2 separate regions of the Homo sapiens genome follow, and region 1 is linked to region 2. Evidence: chromatin loops called from intact Hi-C (ENCODE). Cell type or tissue: sigmoid colon. All regions are shown on one strand.

What was found. Hi-C counts contacts between places; a loop is a spot of excess contacts. Peaks named below come from ENCODE experiments on the same cell type or tissue, not always from the same donor. Only the 100,000 strongest peaks of a DNase experiment are listed, where the experiment ranks them.
Region 1: a loop joins it to region 2, with 4 times the contacts of the local background. A loop is called at or near these places in 14 of 110 quality-filtered maps.

Annotation. Positions count from the first base shown.
Region 1 is chr18:74,656,777-74,659,276 of GRCh38, reverse strand. The region is part of intron 3 of ZNF407 (zinc finger protein 407); the gene reads right to left. Among named protein-coding and RNA genes, the nearest start is that of ZNF407, 60 kb to the right of the region's middle. In sigmoid colon, a CTCF peak has its summit at 1,480 (motif pointing left); a DNase peak (open chromatin) is centred at 1,476.
Region 2 is chr18:75,160,798-75,163,297 of GRCh38, reverse strand. No RefSeq gene overlaps it. Among named protein-coding and RNA genes, the nearest start is that of PTGR3, 47 kb to the left of the region's middle. In sigmoid colon, no CTCF peak of the experiment used is centred here; DNase peaks (open chromatin) are centred at 605 and 1,406; H3K4me3 peaks cover 948 bases.

The DNA of each region.
Region 1 (2,500 bases), 500 kb after region 2:
TTTTTAATTAAAATGAAATGGATTTATCTCATCAAACACAAAAGAATTTTCAAAGATAAAAATGAAATCATCAAAATCCAATCTTTGAAAAATAAAAATCTAAACCACAATGATATATTTACGTATTATGAAATCAGAAAGCAAGCCCAAAACACACCAGTATTAAGTTATCTATGTAGTTCATCTATTTCAAAAAATCCATGAGCTTTAAATACCCAGAGAATGTAAATCTGGGGGAGAATACCAATGTCCACTCACATGTCCCTAGATGGAATATAAAAAAAGTGAAAACACACCATGTGTATACAATAGATTTTAATTACACAATCTGAAGAATATATATATAGATAGATATATAATGTTTTAAATTCCTTCAGAGATTTACATTAATAGTTTAGAGAAAGCTAAAATATATATTTACGGATATTTAAGCCAAAGTTAGTGACTATCATAGTTGAATAAATGTCTACTTGGTTTTATGAGAACACTCCAAGCAAAAAATCACGTAACATCAACCCAAGTCAGACACTCCTAAATATATTTTAATTAGGAAGAAACAATTCAGGAATATCCCCAATCTTAGAGTTATTCTAATTAAAACAAAAGTAGGTTGAAACAGTTTGTAAAGAATTATTTTATGGTTATTTTTAGATACATCATTTCTAGTAATCATATTGAGCATTTTACACATCACAGTTTTTCTTTATTTTAAACCCAACCCAGTATTCATCTAGGTAGTCACACTCCCTCTAAGAGTTCTTTACCCATTAAACCTGTAAAATTTGCCATCCTATATCTATGTAAATAGTAGTTAGGAAAATATATGACATCTACTGAACAACTTTAAAAAATAAAGACGAAGGCCAGGCGCGGTGGCACACACCTGTAATCCCACACTTTGGGAGGCCGAGGTGGGCAGATCACGAGGTCAGGAGTTCAAGACCAGCCTGGCCAACATGGTGAAACCCTGTCTCTACTAAAAATACAAAAATTAGCTGGGCATGGTGGCGCATTCCTGTAATCCCAGCTGCTCGGGAGGCTGAGGCAGGAGAATTGCTTGAACCGGAACCCGGGAGGCGGAGGTTGCAGTGAGCTGAGATCATGCCACTGCACTCCAGCCTGGGCTACAGAGCGAGGCTCCGTCTCAAAAAATAAATAAATAAATAAATAAAGACAACTGCTGCTTCTATTGTAGTGATGTTCAATTGGAGAAGGATGTAAGATAGCAATAATATTTTCAGTTCCACATGAAGAAGAGAAGGGAAAGGAAGGGAGAGGAAGAAAGGGGGAAAGGAGGGAAAGGAAAGAGGAGGAAATGGAAAGAGAAAAAAGAAAGGAGGGAGAAGAAGAAGAAGAAGAAGAAGAAGAAGAAGAAAGGAAAAGGAGAAGTAGAGAGCAAGAGGCTGAGAAGACAGGGAGGAAGGAGAGGATGGGGAGGAATTCCAGGGACACTCCCTGACTCCCCCTCGTGGTCACGCAAGCAGCAGCACTGCAGACCTCCCAGGGTGGACGACAGTATTTGATGGAACATGGAACAAGTACAGCGTAAACACTGCTGCTGCAGTGGGGTATAAGAAGTGATTCAGACAATGCCGAGGAAAGAAAGCCAGGAACCAACGTGGAGGTGAACACTTTACAGCCAGTTAGTTCTCTCTCAGCTCTCATCTGTATAGTTGAGCATACACCATCGCAAAGATCAATGAGGTAGGAGAGCCCATCCATTAATACCTGTACACAACAGCAGGGCTACAGGAGACGAATGGTTAAGTAACCAGGTTTATCACATCAAATCTCACGCTCAAAGCAGTTTCCCTTTTCACTCTCTCTTTTTTTCCCTACACAATAATGCATTTTCTGGACAAACAGAAAATGACACAAATATGTGTATTATGCCATTAATCTGTTTTTAAGAAAGATGAGTCAGAAAATTCAGCAGTGAAATCACCTGATTTTAAATCTATTTAAGACTCCTGTGTAAATTATACATACTATACAAAATTTTCCTTCTACTATCATTTTTTCATAATTATACAAAAAATATTTCAAGAAATTACCCTCAATTTTAGTTTCCACGGGCTTGAACTAAATCAAGAAAACTGTGCCTTCCACTGTAGATACAAACAACTATGGAAAAATAATACGTAAGCAAACAGGAAGACTACACAGACACTTAAATTAAAAAAAAAAAAAAAAACTAGTTCAACACTTGGCTGGAATTACTTTATATTAGTAAAATAAAAACACACCTACAAACTCAATAGGGAGAAAAATAAAATGTTCATTCAAAGGAAGTATATCACAGTAATAAGCAATACAACACAGTATTAAGCACAGTAATAAGCAATACAGGATAACAACAATGGCATTTATTCATAAAACTTAAATTATTAAATTCACCTAAAGGGATATGTCAAATACATTAAGTGATGGGATTTTTTAATCTGCCTGATTACATAAATATCAAAGTATAAAAATCCTATTCTTGGTAAATAATCTATAC
Region 2 (2,500 bases):
CCAGCCAAACACCTGCACCCTGGCCACAGAGCAGCTCAGGGTGCCTCTGCATACTTGCTCGTGAACATCCCATAGGACACGTCAGCAAAGTGATGCTGCTCCACTGCGACTCTGGCCAAGTGTCACACTCCTAGGAGAAAGAGCCCTGTTGACCAAGCCACCCTTGGATAATGACCACAGCAGAAGGGCACAAGCAAAGGACAGACAAGGGCGCTGGGGGAATCCCTGTCAGCTGAGCAGGCCCCCAGTGGGTGTTCATGTAATTAATGAGCAGTCATTGTCCTTAAGACAAAGCTAATAACAATGCAATTCTATTAACAAGAGCTTTTTATTGAGAAAGTATTATAATGAATATTCTTCTTAATGCTAAAGTAATTCCTTCCTTTGTCTGGTTGTGAGGTTTTTGTTTTTAATTTTTATTATTGTTTTTATTTTTTGTTGTTATATGCAAGATTCTTCACAGACATGATCTTTAACCCTCAGTCTAAACAGCCCTATGAAGTCGGTATGATTAGACCCACTCAGATGAGAAGGCAGGCCTGCAGGGGCCAAGCAACACACCCAAGGTGACATGGTCAGTACATTGCAGAACTGGGACTTGAGCCCAGATCTTCCTGCCTCTAGAATGCACTGTCGGATTTAGAATGAGTCACTGGCGTAAGCAGCCCAGGCATGACCTTATGGATCTAGAATGATGCTAAGGAGACAGGTGGAGCCATTCTTGTCCAGAGCTGCTAAACCAAGTGTACATTCCCCACCTCTAACTGCCAGGACACCCATCATAGAGTGCCAGCTCTCTGCAAGGAAACTCAGAAGCTCTTTGAAAACTGGACGACTGACTATTCCCACATGCCTTGGTCTTGCTGTTCCCCTCCCCACCTTCCCACCAGCAGGAATCTTTCAAGGCTCAGTGTCAACGCCTCTCATGGGAAGCCTGCCTGGACTCTCGTGTTTCTGAATAGCAGCACTGGCCACGCTCGGCTTTGCATAGAAGGTATTTTCATCCACCCATTACTCCTACCAACATTCTTCCATCATTCCCTTGAGATGAGGAAGACATGGTCTTCTATGTCTTCCTTGCCACATTAGCCTCTTTAGCAGGCCTGGGGCAGGCTCTCCGTTGTTGTTGGGTTGAGTTGAAAAATGCCACCCTGCCTTGAATGCCTCATAGTGAAGGAAGAACTCTCTCCAATCACACCTGTCCCTCTATCTGGAGAAGACAAAAAGAAGGGTCTATTTCATCATCAATCTTTAGAGTAACGGAAAGAGATAGAAAAATTCCCAGCATGCTGACTGTGGCAGCAACTACATGGGCTCACTTGTCTTCTAGTCCTCCCTGCGCCCTCTGAAGGTAGGTGTGGCCATGCGACTTGCTTTGGCCAGGGAGATGTGGGTGAAAGTGAAAGTGCTTCTTCCAAGTGGAGCCTTCGGACCTGGTGTGCTCACTGCGTGTCCCCTTTCCTGTCTGGGCATCCCAGGAAGCCTGTGCCCGGATGGACCCTGAGGGACAGCAGTTGACAGAGCCTTCCTGCTGATGCTGGACACGTAGCACGAAGAAGAAAGAACAGTGCTGTGTGAAGCCACTGAGACGCTGGGGTCACTGTCGCCACGGCATAGCCTCGCTGTTTCACAAATTCACATATTGTGCCTTCTTCTCAGAATAATCAGCTCTTATTTATTGATAGAAAGAGGGTTCATAATAATGAGGTTAAATCATTGAGTGTGGTAACAAATTGTATATAATACAGCCCTAGCTCTGTTGTGCAGTATAATTCTGCACAAATGCACACACACGCACACACACCCCAAAGCAGAAAGTACGGACTTTTTCTGGCAGCAATTGTTCATGCTCTATGAAAGCTGTTAATTTTTCTCACTGGAGCTAGGCCAATTCAGTTCAGTTCACGAAGGCAACCATTGCAGAATTTTGTCTAGCATTGTTTTCTAGAGGTACCTCAGTGCCACCTAGAAGACTGGGTATTTTCCCTTAATGAAAAGATAGTCAGAATAGGGGGAAATGCTTTTCCTTTCTTTCTTCCTTTCTCTTTCTTCCCTTAAAAAAAAAAAAAACCCAGAATGATGTTGTGATTACCTTGCATTTTGCAGCATAGTGGATATGACAGTCAACCAAATTAATCCCATTATGCAAAACCCAGTTCGCAAATGGTTTTGCATTTTTGCAAAATTATGTCAATTTTCCCATAAATTGGAGAGACTGTGTCAGTTTTCTGAACCGCACAGAGACGCTTCTCAGTGCTGTATGTCTATATTTCCCTAATTCAGAAGCATACAGATTTTAGCTCCATGGCACAAATTAGGATTCATAACTTTAATGCTGATACTTTTGTTTACGTGAGACTTGCATGAGAATTGCCATTCATTTCACATTTATTTACAATCTTCTTCCTCATCATACTCATCATGATGGGAAAAAGAAAAGAGCATTAGCAGTCTGGGGAAAAAATGGTTAAAACAAAATTCTTAATTATTTTGATATTAA